Linked DNA regions of Homo sapiens: region 2 is linked to region 1. A link is a loop called in an ENCODE intact Hi-C map of the cell type or tissue named here. Cell type or tissue: mammary epithelial cell. All regions are shown on one strand. Links, peaks and the distances in the headings refer to the core of each region. The heading gives the core; the rest is flanking DNA.

Region 1 (8,328 bases), core at 153-8,152:
CTGGCTATGCCTCGGGTGAGAGCCCGGGCTGGGGCTCCTAGGGCCTCCCACAGGTCACGCGTGGGCTTCAGATGTCTCAGGCCTCCTGGCTCTGCCAGACACTACAGCTTCAGCTTCAGCCAATGTATTCATAACTCTTCAGCAGACACCCCCTGAGGGCCAGCCATGTGCAGGGACTATGGTAACTACTGCAGATGCAAAGAAGCCCACAGGCCCTGCTCCAGTGTCTCGTGGGGTGGCGGGAATGCCGAGGACCGTCCCCGGGAGGCTGTTGTGGGAGTGGGCACTGAAGGCCTGCGGTGAAGCCTGGGAAGTGAGAAGGAGATGCCTCCTGTGGAATCCTCTCAATCTCCCCCCACACCCACCGCTCCCGCCCTGTCCACTGCCTGGGGACTGTGCTGTCACACAGAAAGGCCTCAAGGCTGCTAGGCCCACATCACTTGGTCTCAGCCGTGTTGTTTAGCCAAACCCTGGTCTGACATCATTGCAGGGTTTAGGAAGCTCCAGCCAGGGTTCTTCCTGACCCCCTCCCTCTCTCCCTCCCTTCCTTCTTTCCTTCCTTCCTCTTTTCTTTCTGAAGAGAGCCTGAGGAAGAAGTTTCCTCTGAGAGAACTACAGTGCCCCCCATGATGGCTTTCTTTAAGGCCTAAAATCCTTTTTCTTTTTTGAGATGGAGTCTCGCTCTGTCGCCCAGGCTGGAGTGCAATGGCACGATCTCGGTTCACTGCAACCTCCGCTTCTCAGGTTCAAGCGATTCTCCTGCCTCAGCCTCCCGAGTAGCTGGGATTACAGGTGCCCACGACCACGCCCAGCTAATTTTTGTAGTTTTAATAGAGACAAGGTTTTACCATGTTTGCCAGGCTGGTCTCAAACTCCTGACATCAGGTGATCAGCCCGCCTCGGCCTCCCAAAGTGCTAGGATTGCGGGCGTGAGCCACTACACCTGGCCTAATTTTTGTATTTTTAGTAGAGATGGGGTTTCACCATGTTGACCAGATTGGTCTCAAACTCCTCACCTCAAGTGATTCGCCCACCTCGGCCTCCCAGAGTGCTGGCATTACAGGCATGAGCCACCGCGCCCGGCCACCAAGACTGCATTTCTAACAAGCTCCCAGGTAATGCCAGGGCTGGGTGTCCTGAGCCGACATGGAGAGAAGCCAATGTTCTGAAGGCCCCATACTGACTTTTTCATTCTGAAGGCCCCAGATTGACTTTCTGGTTCTGAAGGCCCCGGACTGACTTTCTGTGGGGAGGAACTGCTCTTTGGAAGGCCGTGTCTCAGCTGCCGCTCTCAGCACAGACTGCTTGCCAGTGAGAAAGTTCATGGACAAATGTATAATGGCATGTGTCCACCATTCCAGCGCCATACAGAACCGTTCCACCGCCCTCGGTTCCCCTGTTTTCCAGCAGTTCACCTCTCCTTCCTGCCCCTCACCCCCTTAACCCCCCAGCAGTCACTGATCTCATTTTTTGTTGTTGTTCTTTTTGAGGATTTTATGTTTTTAGGGCAGTTTTAGGTTCGTGGCAAAATTGAGAGGAAGGGGAAGGTACAGAGACTTCCCATAAGTCCCCTGTCCTCCCGCATGCCCAGCCTCCCACACTATCAACAGCCCATACCAGGGTGGTCCATTTGTCACAACTTATGAACCTACACGGACATCATTATCCCCCAAAGCCAAAAGTTTACATAGGGGATCACTCTTGGTGTTGTGCCTGCTGTGGGTTTGGACAAATGTGTCATAGCCGGTGTCCACATTCTAGCATCATCCAGAGTCATTTCACTGCCTCCATGTCCTCTCTCCTCTGCCTGTTCATCTCTCCTTCCTCCTCCCTCCAGGCCTGGCGACTCTTGATCTTTTCACTGTCTACCTAATTCTGCCAGAATGTTATGTAGTTCATTTTTTCAATAATCGTTTTTCCAAGAACCCTCTCATATCTAAAAGCTTTTACAAAGCACTTGGCATTTTGCATTTGAAGCATGAAATCCTTTAATGCGTCCCCACGTTCTTCCCCCTGCTGGGACTCAGTAGATGTCTCTCTCTCTTTGCTGCTGGGCAGAAGCACAACAGAGTTTGATCCCCTGGACTGCAAAGTCAAACAGATCTTGTTTCAGATCCCAGCTTTTTTTTTTTTTTTTTTTTAGAGGGGGTCTCACTCTTTTCACCCAGGTGGAGTGAAGTGGCGCAATCTCGGCTCACTGCGACCTCCATCTCCCGCATTCAAGCACTTCTCCTGCCTCAGCCTCCCAAAGTGCTGGAATTACAGGCGTGAGCCACCACGCCCGGCCTAATTTTTGTATTTTTGGTAGAGACAAGGTTTCACCACATTGGCCGGCCTTGTCTCGAATTCCTGACCTCAGATGATTCACCTTCCTCAGCCTCCCAAAGTGCTGGGATTACAGGCAGGAGCTGCCGCGCCTGTCCTACACCACATCATTTTGGAACAGTTGCTCACCCTTTGAGCCTCAGTATTCTCATCGTTAAAATGATCCTGCCCACAGCCAGGAGAGTGTGAGATAGTGTATAGAGGTGTTTATATCATTCCTGACACGAAAAAGCACCCAGCATGTGACAGCGATCTTTTCCTTTTAACTCTGCAATGAGCCGAGGAGGAGGTTGCAACATCCCGCAGCACCCAGCACTGTGCCTTTCCCTTGGTAGGCCCTTAGCTGAGTTAACAGATGGATGCCATCGGGGTGGGACAGGAGAAGACATACCAGGACACGGAGCTCAGTGGCGGTGCAGGCGAGCTACGGGTTAGCAGAAAGAGACTGCGCACACGTACACACTCCCCCACTCCTGCCGAGTTCAGAGGGTCTTTATCCAAGGATAGGAGGTTCCAAGTGGCTTCACGGAACAGGACAGGCAACACGTCGTAGCGTATCTTTTCCTCAGCCCCTCAGTTGGCTCAGTCACTGCCTCTTTCACACTCAAAACATTCCAGAAGAATGTGCCAAGGCCCTGTGCACTTCCATGTAAGGCAGTGTTTACAGGCACCGGCACCTCCTGATGTGTGAGCCAGACACAGGAGCAGCAGAGCTTCAGCCGCCTCCTCAGGGTCGAGGGAAGTCCCATTCCAGCTCAGGTTTCCTGTGAGCCCCTAGTGCGGGTAGTGTGTATGTGTGTGTGTGTATATATGTGTGTATGCGTGTGTGTGTTTAAGCTCAACTTCAAAATATCCCCTTGATCAGTAGTGACCAGACCTCCATTGACAGCACATCTGCTGTCTACCTGACACCAGCAGGGTCTGTGCGTGTTCAAGCATGTGTGGAGGTTTACATGAGTGAGATCATTATGGCCTTCATCTGGAGTTCTTTTTTTTTTTTTTTAATATTTTTATGGAGACGACGTCTTGCTATGTTGCCCAGGCTGGTCATGAATTCCTGACCTCAAGCAGTCCTCCTGCCTTGGCCTCCCAAAGTACTTGGGATTACAGGTGTGAGCCACTGTGCTTGTGCCTATCTGGAGTTCTTAAGGAACGCTAAGTCCACTCTCTGAGCCTCTTCAGTGAACTTAGAGTCTTGCCGTGAAAAAAGTTAGGCCACTTCTTATACAGTGGCATAAAGCATATATTTTAATTAAAGGAATAGGACAGTGTGCAGGTGGGAGCCGGTGGCTGAGCTCTCTGCTTCTGCCAAGAGGCTCCGGCTTTGAGGCACTCCAGCTGCCTTTGCAGACCACTAGAGGGCACCAAAGAATGCCTGGGAAGGCCCTGGTGGCTTCAGGCGCTTCCTGGAGCAAACTCTTTCGGGCCCTGCTCTGCCTGGAGACAGGGTTTGCCACCCACATCAGCCCAGGGACAGCCTTTGAAGGGGCCTGAGGCACTAACAAGGACAAGGACTGTGTCCTGTGACCTGCTGTGTTTGTCCCCAAAGTGTCCGTGAGGAGTGGGGTGCAGGGCCTGCCACGTAAAGTTAGTGGGTGAGGGCGGGATGGTCTGGCCTGCGTGCCTTTCCTAACTACCATGTGCATGGTTTTTGAACATTCTGAATCTTACTGGCTTCCAAGATGGGCCGTGGCAGGGCAGCACTGGGATATGTGAAGACCTGGTATGTTTGTGTGAATCTCTGCTCTTACTTTGTAGTTTAATTTGTATGTAAGAAAAGTCTGTGTTTATCTTGTTCTGTTTATTTTTATTTATTTATTTTGAGGGGGGGAACAGAGTCTTGCTCTGTCGCCCAGGCTGGAATGCAATGGCACAATCTCAGCTCAGTGCAACCTCTGCCTCCCGGGTTCAAGCGATTCTCCTGCCTCAGCCTCCCGAGTAGCTGGGACTATAGGCATGCCCCACCACGCCCGGCTAATTTTTGTATTTTTAGTAGAGACGGGGTTTCACCATGTTGGTCAGGCTGGTCTCGAACTCCTGACCTCAAGTGATCTGCCCGCTTTGGCTTCCCAAAATGCTAGGATTACAGGCGTGAGCCACAGCGACCGGCCTATCTTGTTCTGTTTAAATGGTTTTCTCAAATGCCCACGAATGCCAGGCAGGGATCCCAGGCAGCAGAGACCTCACAATGCCAGTCTGGTGGGCCACAGCCTCATCCACGTTCCACATAACCTATGCAGGTCCCTGAGGGAACTGAGTAAATGCTTCACAGACCAAGAATGTTGTCCTTGCCATCTGCCTGCAACCTGCTAATAAGCGTCAGGTTGTGTATGGCCAAGCCTCTCCTCTCATGCTGTCCAGTAGAAGTCCCTGAGTTTCTGGACCCTGTCACTCATCACAGCAGCAAGCTAATGTGCTCTCGTGGGGCCTGTGTTGGACTTTTCCTTGTGCCCTCTGTAGCCACTGTTTTTTGAATGCCCACAGTATGCCAGGCACAATGCCAGGTTCCTAAGCTTATTTGCCGGGCGCTGTGCTGAGCCTTTACTTGCGTTATTTCATTCAGCTTTCATGCCCTCTAATGGCAGTGCCCTTAGTATCTCCATCCTGCATCTGAGAACACTGAGGCTTAGTGACTGAGGGGCGTGCCCCAGCTCACCTGGCTGGTAGGAGCCGGATTGCGTCCGCCAGAACCTGAGCTCTGCTTTATTTATGTATTTATTTATTTATTTATTTATTTATTTATGAGATGGAGTCTCACTCTGTCACCCAGGCTGGAGTGCAGTGGTGCAATCTCCACTGACTCCAGCCTCCACCTCCCAGGTTCAAGCAATTCTCTCACCTCAGCCTCCCAAGTAGGTGGGATTACAGGTGCCTGCCACCATGCCCGACTAATTTTTGTATTTTCAGTAGAGACAGGGTTTCACCATGTTGGCCAGGCTGGTCTCGAACTCCTGACCTCAAATGATCTGCCCACCTCAGCCTCCCAAAATGCTGGGATTACAGGTGTGAGCCACCGCGCCCAGCCTGAGCTCTGCTTTATACTCAAATCTTTCTCTTTTTTTTTGAGGCAGGGTCTCTGTCACCCAGGCTGGAGTGCAGTGGCACAATCACAGCTCACTGAAGCCTCAGTCTCCCAGGCTCAAGCGATCCTCCTGCCTCAGCCTCCCGAGTATGGGAGTACAGGCATGTACCACCATGCCTGGCTAATATTTTGGGGGGGTTTAGTAAACAAAGGGTCTCACTATATTGCCCAAGCTGGTCTGGAACTCTTGAACTCAAGCAATCCTCCAGCCTCAGTCTCCCAGAAGGCTGGGATTATAGATATAAGCCACTGTGCCCAGCCTATACTTGAATCTTTAATGTTCATCCCAAACCCTAAAGGTAGACATTACCCCCATTTTATGGAAAAGGACACTGAGGCTCAGAAAGGTGCTGTGACCCGGCCAAGGCCCCCTTGCTAGTGAGTGCAAAGCCAGGACTCGAACTGTCCCCCAGCTTCTGTCTCCTCCTGGGCCAGGCTTCCCCTGAGCTCCTCCCTGCCCCCAGCCCTGGCCTGCAGCTGCAAGGGTTATTTTCATCTCTCCTGTCATTCCAGCAAAACCACTGGGCCAGTGAGTCAGTCTTGTGGTTAAGGGAGGAAGGGTACTGTTGGGAGCCCGCAATGGAAGACGTTTCTTCAGCGGGTGGCCCCCGGGCCCTGCAGTACCCCTGCACCGAGAGAAGAGCCATGTTCCTCTAGGCCTGCCCATGGCTTTGGGAAGTCAGTGCCCTGGATAAGCCACCAGCCTTCCCCACAAAGGCTCAGGAGTGGCAGTTGAGAAGTATTCACTCCCAATTCACTTGGACCCCCTTGTCCTCTCCACCCAGGTGTCAGCGGTGCCCACTGTGCTGGCCATGAAGAATGGGGACGTGGTGGACAAGTTTGTGGGCATCAAGGATGAGGATCAGTTGGAGGCCTTCCTGAAGAAGCTGATTGGCTGACAAGCAGGGATGAGTCCTGGTTCCCTTGCCCGCGTGGGACCCCAATAGAACTCAGCCCTTCCATGCCAGCCCTTCCTGCTGCCTCCCTCCTGTCTGGCTCCTGGGGCCCATGCTTAGAGCCCAGGCTCCAGCCCTGAGTGCTTCCGAGCTGGCGGACTGCCCAGGGGCCATCAGAGGATGGTGGTGCTGCTGCTGATCCGGGGACCGCTGTCTTCCCTCCCATACGCCTTTCATCCCTCCTTCTAGGGCCTATGGCAGTTCTCCCAGGATGTGTGGCGAGAGCCTGGGCCAGCCCACAGCGTTCCTAGTCAGGCAGCCACACCTTGGTCCTCATCTTGGTCCCTTCCAATCTGAAACCTCGTGCCTGGCTCGTCTGCCACCTACATTTCTCTTTCCAGCTGCTGTTTTGTAAAAAGAAAAAGAAAAAAGAAGCCCAAACTAGTGAGAGTAATATCTAATTATCTCATTTTTTGTAGGTCTGTGATAAAGAACTTAGTCATCCCTTCCACCTCCTACTGTGAAGAACAGACCCTGGGTCCCACACTGAAATCCCCTCTAGTCACCCATTCCCACCCCCCAGGGAGCTGCCTCCCAGGCAGGGGGTGCAGAAAATGATTGATGGGCTGGGGAACCCTGGAGAGCCTCGACTCCGGAAGTCTCAAGGTGCCTCCTCCTCTCCTTAGCTGGCCCGTTGGTTTTCTGAGCAGGGGGCTGAACTGTGAACAAGTCAGACAAATAAAGCAAGGGTCTGCACCATCTGCAATGTCACATCTGTGTGGGCTCAGAGCACTTGTCACCCTTTCCCAGGGGGCTTGTCCACTGTCCCCACATCCTCCCCTAACTCCACAACACTCTCTCCAACCAGCCCTTCCTGTTCACTAACATGCTTGTCAGCAGTGGCTGCTATTCTAAGGATGCCATGTGCCAGTCCTCGTGCCCTCCTAAGGCAAGAGGCTGTTGTCCCCATTACCCCGATGTAGACACTGTGGCTCATGGGATGCAGAGCTGGGGTTTCTATCCAGACGTGGTTGCCTCTGAAACCTGGGCTCCCACAGCTGATCCCCTTGACCCTTCTGAGGCCTCCCCAACTGACAGGGCTCCTGGCTGCCCCAGCAGGTGCCTGGCCCTGTGGGGATCAGGCTATCCTTCCCATGGGTGCCTGCAGGAACTTCTGGGCCTTGGGACCAGACAACCCCTCTTGGCCCCCAGCTCCCCTTGGCCATAGAGGAGTGTGCCAAGGGAGCCAGGCTTGCCAGTCAAGAAAGCCTTCCTTCCGTCTGCCTTGCTCCTAGGGCCAAGCTGTCATTAGGGCTCGGTTGCCTGGATGAGGCCCCAGCTTCCTGTGAATCAGGTGCTTGGCGGCAGGGGGATCCTGACACCCTACTCCGTGGCCCCAGGGATGCCATGGGGCTGGTATTGCTCTGTTCTCAGAGGCTCACCCTGTTCTATTAGAACTGTCTGCATTCTCCAGGGGCCCACCCAAGGACTGCCTTGGGAAGGCTGCCGAGACCGAGGGAGGAGAGGGGCCCGTGGCCTCTGAAGGACCCCAGACCCTGGGGTCTGTCACAAGCACATGGAGGGGACAAAACCAGCAACTGGCGTCAGTGGAGACGGAAGCTGGTGGAGTGAACATCCTGCAAAGGCCAAAAGCCCTGGTTAAGATGAGCAGGACCTGCCCAGACTCAGGAGGCACCTCCCAGGTACCTGGCACTGTTTTGAGGGTCTCAGCTCAGCACAGCCCCGCGGGAAGGCGTTGCCCTTCAGATTCCACCTGAGACCTGCCCCGAGAGGTTGAGGAGCCTTCCCCAGGTCACAAAGCCCCTGAGTGGCTGAGCTGGGATTCAAGGCCAGGCAGCCTTCCACACCCACCCCCAGGAACCACCCTCGCTGCCTCCTGTCATCTGATAGAAGGTGGCGTGTGTGTGATCTTCATCTCACAACAGGCAACAAGGCAAGTGGTGTCAGCTCATTTGACACAGTGGGAGCAGAGCAGATCGGAGGTTGAGTAACTCTTTCAAAGAC
Region 2 (8,328 bases), core at 52-8,051, 100 kb after region 1:
CCCCGGCTCCCCACTCAAGTCCCGCTGACCTGAATTCTGCTGTCTTCCTAGACAGCAGGAGAGAAGTCGTTTGCTTATGGGAAAGTTTCCAAAGTCTTGTTGCTCCCCACCCCACCGAGGGCACGAACAGGGCTGGGGGCCCAGGTGGTCACAGTGGCCACCGCTGCCCTTGTGTGTTGCAGATTTGCCGAGCTCCTTGCGTCCTCCCCTCCAGCCTGCTCTTGGGACCTGGATCAGCACCAGGCCTCTCGGGTTTGAGGTTTCACTGGGACAGCTCTGTCACAGTCCTTAATACCTCCCATGATTAAATACAAACTCAGCAAAAACACAATCTAAACCTTAACCTAACTTTTTTTTTTTATTACCTGTCATTTTTTTTTTTTTTTTGAGAGACAGGGTCTCACTCTTTCTTTTGCCCAGGCTGGAGTGCAGTGGCACAATCATAGCTTATTGCAGCCTCAACCTCCTGGGCTCAAGTGATCCTCCCACCTCAGCCTCCCAAGTAGCTGTGACTACAGGTGCACACCACCACACCTGGCTGATTTTAAAATGTTTTGGTAGAGATGGGATCTTGCTATGTTACCCAGGCTGGTCTTGAACACCTGGGTTCAAGTGATCCTCCTGCCTTGACCTTCAAAAGTGCTGGGATTACAGATGTGAGCCACTGCACGTGGTCTGAATTTATACTATTTAAAATTATTTAGTAGCTGTTATATTGGAGGAAGGAGAGGTGGATACAAGGAATAGAGAAAGCAACAGGAAGTGGGGTGTGGGGCAGGGAGTGGGTGACTTCAGAAGCAGCTGCTGGGTTTACATTTCATTTTCATTCAATTTATTTGTTCATTAAATACATATCAGTTGCTAGAGACTGTTCTAGGTTCTGGGGACACATCATTGATTAAGGCAACTGAAGTCCCTGCAGTTTACTCTCTAGTGGCGGAAACAAACAATAATCAAACATACTTACTAGGAAAGTCAAGACAGTAAGAGCTGTAGAGAGCCCAAGCAGATGAGGGGGTATGTTGAGAGGTACTAAATTGCTCAGGCAGCTGGGTGTGGTGGCTTACGCCTGTAATCCCAGCACTTTGGGAGGCCGAGGCGGGCGGATCACCTGAGGTCAGGAGTTCGAGACCAGCCAGGCCAACATGGTGAAACCGTCTCTACTAAAAATACAAAAATTAGCCAGGCATGGTGGTGGGCACCTGTAATCCCAGCTACTTGGGAGGCTGAGGCAGGAAGAATCGCATGAACCTGGGAGGCAGAGGTTGCAGTGAGCCGAGATGGCGCCATTGCACTCCAGCCTGGGCAACAAGAGTGAAACCCTTTCTCAAAATAAAAATACGAATAAAAAAAAATTGCTCAGGCTGCTATGATGAAGTACAAGATTGTGTGGTTAAGCAGCAGACATTTATCCCCTCAGTTCTGGAGGCTGGAAATGCAAGATCAAGGTGTGGACAGGCTTGGTTTCCTTTGAGCCCTCTCTCCTTGGCTCATAGATGGCCGTCTGCCAACTGTGTCCTCACATGGTCTTCGCTCTGTGCACGCACACGCCTGGTGTCTCTTCCTCGTCTTATAAGGACACCAGCCATGGGATTAGGGCCTACCCGAAGGACCTCATTTTAACTTAATTACCTCTTCCAAGGCCCTGTCCTCAAATACCAGTCACATTCTGCGGTACTGGGAGTTAGGGCTCCAACATAATGGATATTTTTGGGAGGGACACAATTCAATCTGTAACAGGGAAGAAGGGAGTAGGGGAGTGTGTTTGTGTCAGCAGAGGGTTCTCTGATCCAGGGACATTCTGTGGATGCCTTCAGATCTGGGGGAGGAGCCCTCCAGGACGGTGCTCTACCGGTTGTTTAATTGCTTTGAGCTCCAGTTTCTGTATCTGTAAATTCTGGTTCATAGAACTATCTGTTAGTGTTCTCTGGGTAGCTAAAGTATGAAATGCTCTCAGCAGTGTCTAGTTCATGATGGACTCCCGATAAGTATCAATGCCCCTCCTGCCCTTCTTCCCACCCCCCACTGCCCACCCCTGGTTCACCAGCGCTTTTTCCTTTTGTCCCACTTTGCTCTCTGCTCCGGGCTTCTACTTCTGATCAAAACACTTGAGAACTGGGTGGGGGCTGCCCTGGCTGCTCCCAGCTCCCAGGCTGCCCTGCCTTCTGCCCAGTGCCTGTGAGCCAATTGTTCTTGGAGGTGGCTCCTCCCCTCTGTTAAGTCATAAGCACTTTTGACACCGGTAAGGAGGAACTGTTGTAGAAAGCTGGTGCAGGACTATAACCTAAACTCCCAGGTACTGGCCCGAGTGTTGGATGGCTGCGGTTCGAGCGTGCGTTGCCAAATGCTTCGCTTATGCCACTGTTCCCAGCGGACTGCTTCATGTCTTAGCAATTCTCTGTGCTGGCTTATGTGCTGGTCTTGCTTCCCCTTTTAGAGGCCTTGTCGCCAGGACCCTTGCATGGTGCCTTGCCCATGGTGAGCACTTGATACATGCTTGAGAAACAGGTGAGGATATTCATACTAGAATGTGGGTGGCACAGACCCTGATGTCCTGGGTAGATGGCTTTATTTCTTTGGCTTCTGAGCCTCACCAGCATGATGGGCGTGTGTCTGGTGCTTAGGTAAATAGGCAGGCACTCTGGACTCAGACCATCTGCCCTAATCTTGGTTCTCCCACCTGCAGGCCCTTTGACCTTGAGTGAGTCATACAATCTTTCTTTGTGCCTCAGTTTTCCTTATCTGTGGAATGAGGAAAATAAATGCCACAGAGGGTTTTGATGCTAATAAAGTATAGCTTTATTGTTTATATGTTTTATCTGTCCACAATTTATCTGGCACAGTGCCAGGTGATATATTTTTATCTGTTTAAAAATTTCAGTCTATTTTTTATATCACGTTACAAAGGTTAAAGTCACTTTCAAGTTATTGCAACAAAAGTCTCTCAATCCCATGAAGGTGGCAGTATTAGTGTTCCTATTTTGTAGCTGGGAATGTTGAGAGTCCAAGAAAACCTACGTGACTAGCCCCAGGTAGCAAGTGAATGATCTAAAATCCTCTCCCAGCTCCTCATTTTCAGGCCAGTTATTTTCCATATCTACTTCCATCGCCTCTCCTGCCTTCTCATCCCACTTCAACCACTATGTGGACAATAGTTGTGAAATTGGGTTTTTGTAGACTTCCACACATAGCCTCACAGTGGTGGTTGCTGGGTCGCGTTACCTAGTTGGCTTTATGGCACCAGCTGTAAATTACAGCCCTCCCTGTTCCATCCTAAGAGACCTGTCGGGTAGACAGCAGGTGAAGGCTGGCAGGCTGGTGTGAGGTCTGGTTAGCCTGGTCCTTGTGGGGAACCTGGGTTTTTGCTGTCCTCCCTCTGAAGAATGGATACCGCCCCCTCGTACCTTCCTAGCCCACCAGCATGCTGTTCTCAGCCCGCCTTCTGCCCAGAGCCGGCCTGCCGCCCACTGTTTCCTGCCTTTGCCAGGGCGAGGGGGAGGTGGGTATATAATGCCAAATGCTCATGAAAAACGCCTCATCATGAGATTAATTACTTGCTGCCGAGCACTGTGGAATTCACGAGTCTCCATCAGCACCTCAACGTCTTCCCCTGAACTCTACCTGGGGTTAGTTCTGTGGACTCTCTGGCTAGAACTTTAAACCTATGTTAGACAGAAAGAAATAGATAGTGGCCACCAGTACGATGCTGAAGATCAGTCTGGCAAAATCCCTCCTGCCATTGACTAGCTGTGTGTCCTGGAGGCTTGATGTCCTCAAAGTGGGGACGCTAGGCTGAGGGCGCTTTCTGGTTGTGAGGCCTGGGTGTGCTGACCTGTGCAGTATCATACACCTTGGAGGACCAGCGTGGTACAGAGGGGCTGCAGAGGGGTGGGTCTCTTCCCTTTTAATACAGGTCACAGGCTTTAATGACCCTTAGGTTGAAATTAGAGCCCCCCCACCCCCACCCCCTTGCCTTACTTCTGGCTTTTACACAAGAATCTGAAGAATGTGATGCTCTATCGCGGACGGGGCAGGCTTCGCAGGCTCTTCCGGGCTTTGCAGGGCAGCCTTTGTTGTGCTGCAGGACCTGGGGCATTCCGAATTGGTTGTGGTTGGGAGTCAGAGACAACTCCAGGCTTATTAAATTCCTGGCTGTTTAGGGCGATATAGACAGCTGGGAGGGGTAAGGGTGGGGAGATAACACTCCTCCACCTCCCAGCACTGTTATCTTAGAGAAATTGGGTTAAAAGTGAGTCTGCTGGAGGGGATTGGTAGCAGACAGGAGGACAGATACTGGTGCTTTGGCCCTGGGCTACTGGAAAGCTTGCGGGTCCACCTCTGCGCTTCTCCTTCCTGATCACGGAGCAACTGCTGTTGACCAGGTCCTATGTGACGCCTTGCCAGATGCTCTGTGTGCATTCGCTGTCTCATTGCACCCCTAGAGGCAGTGGAGCAGAGTGGTTAGGGATGGAAGACCTGGAGCCCCAAGTGAGACCTGCAGGGTACAGACACCGGCAGCTAGTGCCTGTGTGTCCTTCAGCAAGTAAGCCTTCTGGCCTTGTTTCCCCATCTGCAAAACGGGATACCACTAGAATCTACCTCACAAGAGTGCTGTGTGCTAAAGTGAGATTCCTGGTGAAAAGCACTCAGAATAAAGTGCAAGTGGCCGTTATTTAATTACCAACAGGGTCCTGGGAGGTGGGCCTTTTCATTCCCATTGTACAGATGAAGAAAGGGAGGTTCAGGACATTTAAATAATTTGCCGGATTTCCTGAACCAGTGAGGAGAATCCAGCGCTTACCTCCAGGTTGGCCTGACTTCGGCCATATCCCAGCATCCTCTGGGGTGTCTGTATGCAGGCATGTGTGTGTGTGTGTTTGTATATGTGCATGTCTGTTTGCACAGGTCTCTGTGTGCATGTCTCTGCACCTCTGTGTGCACAGATCTTTGCACGTGTCTGTGTGCATGCATATCTGTGTGTGTGCAAGTCTGTATGCACCCATCTTGGACTGGGGAGGGGAGGAGGGGGCCTGGGGCTCTGTCCAGGGCAGGATGGCATTGGCCCAAATCTGGCAGCTCTCTAGAGCAGGGGCCGCTGCTGCTTCCTTCTTTCATGTGCAGCCACAGCTTTGGCCACTTTCAAACCAGACTGTGGCCTGGGCAAAGGAGTGCTGCTTGGTGAGTGGTAAAGTAAGCGGTAGTCACGTTTCTGGGGAAGGACTTGGTAAGGTCATCCTGCCGGCCAGGCTGCCTGCTCAAGGACACTGGGGTTGGCCAGCCTTTCAGACAAGGGTGCTGCCGCAACCCAGTCTAGGAGCGGTAAGTTAATTTTTCTGTAAAGTGCAAAATAAGTGGATTTCATCCTCACTTGTATTTGATCATTTCCCCCGGGGAATGCAGGAGGCTCTGGGATGCTTCTCTGGAAAGCTTGGCATTGCCTGCCATGCCTTCTATATGTCCAGGGCTGGCTGTGTGCTTGCTCATTTGAGAACCGGAGCAAGGGATGGAAATGTCGGGAGGAGAGACCGTTCACCCTTCAGTTTTGGGCTTCTTGTTCCTGGAGTCCAGGGCACCCCAGAGCAGTGCAGGAGAATCGGCCTCCCTCCCGTGCCACGTGGACTCTTGCTATTGGGTTATTCTGTCCACAGCTTTGCTTCCTCAGCGAGATCCTGCTTAACCCTCCGGAGGGTGACGAAGGAAGAGATCCTGCCTCAAGTCTTTGTTCATGTTGCCTTGGTAGAAAAGGAGGCCGCACTAGTGCCCCATTACCTTTGAGCTTGTGACCAGGGGACTCCTAAAAGTCCATGGACCGCACTGCAGAGTCTCTGCGAGCCCCCTAACGTGGTATGCAAGGCGTTCACCACCTCTCACAAGTTCTCAAAGGGGTCCTTGACCACTGACCTAGACAAATAGAAGCTTTGGGTTTTCCATTTGTAGAGTGTGCACACGTGAGTGTCGCATAACGGATGCAGCCTGGGGGCCGTTAGGATCAGGATGGGGGTTTGTTCTAGTCTAAGTTGTGCCACCCCAGGGGTGATCACTTTCCTGGGGCTCATCACTGTAGCTCCAGCACAGTGGCCTTCCCCTCCCTGATGATCCTTCTTGTATTTAAGCCTTTAGAACACCGTCACTTCTGGGTATCTCTTCAGTGTGGGGCTGGGCCTGGAGATGGGAGGGGTGATGTTTCTGATGCCAGACTTGATCTCTTGTTACCTTGGATGCTGAGGAAGGTGGGCTCCTCTTTCGTTCTTGTGCTCTTGCCCCTGCACATCGGCAGGGATGTTCCCGGGAAACCCTGTACCTAGGCAAGTCACTTAGCCTCCCTGAGCCTCTGAGGCTCTCTCCTTTTTTAGGGGGAGGGGCCGCGTGACCCTTCACTTTGCCAAGGCTGGCGGGATCAGATGATGTAAACACCACGAGATGAATGTGTCAGGTGATTGGGTTGCTACAGCTGAGTCTCACTTGCCTGGAGTGGGACACTCCCCCCGACCCCCCACCTCTCACTGAGTTTCCCTTTGGCTTTGGACTTGAGTTTCTGCTTGGCCTGGCTATGTGATCTTAGGCAGATCGTTCCTCTCCTTCCTAGCGTAGATAAGTCACGGTGGTGTTTTTCAAGAACTTTCAAGTGAGATTCATCGGTGGGTCGTGAAGTGAGTGGCAACCAGTTTGTTTGTTTATTTATTTATTTATTTTTGAGATGGAGTCTCGCTCTGTCACCCAGGCTGGAGTGCAGTGGCAGGATCTTGGCTCACTGCAAATTCTGCCTCCCAGGTTCAAGTGATTCTTTTGCCTCAGCCTCCCGAATAGCTGGGATTGCAGGTGCCCACCACCGTGCCTGGCTAATTTTTGTATTTTTAGTAGAAACGGGGTTTTGCCATGTTGGCCAGGCTGTCTTGAACTCCTGACCTCAGGTGATCTGTCCGCCTCAGCCTCCCAAAGCGCCTGGATTATAGGCGTGAGCCACCATGCCTGGCGGGCAACCAGTGTGTTTAGAAATGAAATAAAATAGACTTGAATGGAAAAGAATCAGAGTGAATAGCATGTGTATGTCACATTGTGACAGTTTTGTTAGACATGTTTGTATTTATGACAAAAAGTTTTTAAATTAAAATTTAAAAAAAGGCCGGGTGCGGTGGCTCATGCCTGTAATCCCAGCACTTTGGAAGGCTGAGGTGGGCAAATCACTTGAGGTCAGGGGTTTGAGACTAGCCTGGTCAACATGGTGAAACTCCGTCTCTGCTAAAAATACAAAATTTAGCTGGGTACGGTGGTGCATGCCTGTAATGCCAGCTACTTGGGAGGCTGAGGCAGGAGAATTGCTTGAACCCAGGAGGTTGCAGCGAGCCAAGATTGTGCCACTGCACTCCAGCCTGGGCGACGGTGAGACTCTGTCTCAAAAAAAAATAAAATAAAAAAATAAAAATTACAGCTTAAGATAAATGTTGGGGCCCCAAGGATGAGATGCCCTGGCGCCTCTGGCAGCCCTGACTTAGGGTGGTTCCTGCCTCCAGGCCCGAGCTGAGCTGCATGTTCAGCCAGGGCTGTAAAGGGAGCCCCTTGCCAGATCAGACTCCTTTACTAAAGGGCTTAACAAAATTCTGGGAAATGAGCTACCTTCCTGGGGTGGAATAAATCATGTCGAGTTGGGTTAGGCAGGATGTGACTTCAAACCCTCGAAGTGGGCTGTGTGAGGGCAGCGTCTGTGACTGACTCATTATGAGCTCAGTGGTGACACAGGCTGTCTTGAGAGGAGGCAAAGATCATGGGGGAGGGGCTGGTGTTCGGGGCTGCCCCGAGCCCAGCTCTGGGAGCTTATTTTGTCATCACAGTGGCACTGTGAGTTAGACGATACTCCGATCCAATGCAGAAGTAGGGGCTGGTGGGGGTGGGGGTGGGGGCTGTCAGCTAGACCCACTGGGGCTCCTTGTAGCTGTCCATGGGGGTAGCTGGGATCAGCTCCATTTTACAGGTGGAGAAACTGAGGCTTGGGGCCCAAGTCAAGCTGCAAAGTTTGCTGTTAGTTAAGTGGTGGCTCTGGCATTCCACAGGCAGCCTGTCTACCTCCTGGCTGCGGCTCGTCCTCAGATGCCTTCTGTGAAGGCTGTAAGTGAAAAATCACCATGAGCAGGTCCCTCTCCTTTTGAAGCCCATGATCAGAGTCCACTGTAATGACCGCTTGATCAATGCAGGGAGATTGTTGCTGACCCCTGGCCAGTGATGTGCCTCTTGGAAACAAAATAAAAATTAGTGTACGGCAGATATAGTTATCAGTGAGGCAGGGGGTGGGGCGGAGGGTGAGGACCCTGGATGGCCACAGAGAAGCTATGG

Evidence for each region. Hi-C counts contacts between places; a loop is a spot of excess contacts. Peaks named below come from ENCODE experiments on the same cell type or tissue, not always from the same donor. Only the 100,000 strongest peaks of a DNase experiment are listed, where the experiment ranks them.
Region 2: a loop joins it to region 1, with 5 times the contacts of the local background. A loop is called at or near these places in 25 of 110 quality-filtered maps.

Annotation. Positions count from the first base shown.
Region 1 is chr22:36,465,782-36,474,109 of GRCh38, reverse strand. TXN2 (thioredoxin 2) reads left to right here. Exons shown (of 4, transcript NM_012473.4): 4 at 6,193-7,064. The coding sequence ends at 6,306. Among named protein-coding and RNA genes, the nearest start is that of TXN2, 12 kb to the left of the region's middle. RefSeq lists an enhancer at 3,371-4,207. In mammary epithelial cell, for the core only: CTCF peaks have their summits at 3,125 and 3,687 (motif pointing right); DNase peaks (open chromatin) are centred at 2,409, 3,249, 3,689, 5,919 and 1 weaker place; H3K27ac peaks cover 3,652 bases.
Region 2 is chr22:36,364,554-36,372,881 of GRCh38, reverse strand. The region is part of intron 1 of MYH9 (myosin heavy chain 9); the gene reads left to right. Among named protein-coding and RNA genes, the nearest start is that of MYH9, 19 kb to the left of the region's middle. RefSeq lists enhancers at 3,522-3,611, 7,598-7,697, 7,708-7,797 and a silencer at 3,924-4,218. In mammary epithelial cell, for the core only: a CTCF peak has its summit at 4,450; DNase peaks (open chromatin) are centred at 1,501, 2,221, 4,101, 7,711 and 1 weaker place; H3K4me3 peaks cover 194 bases; H3K27ac peaks cover 7,167 bases.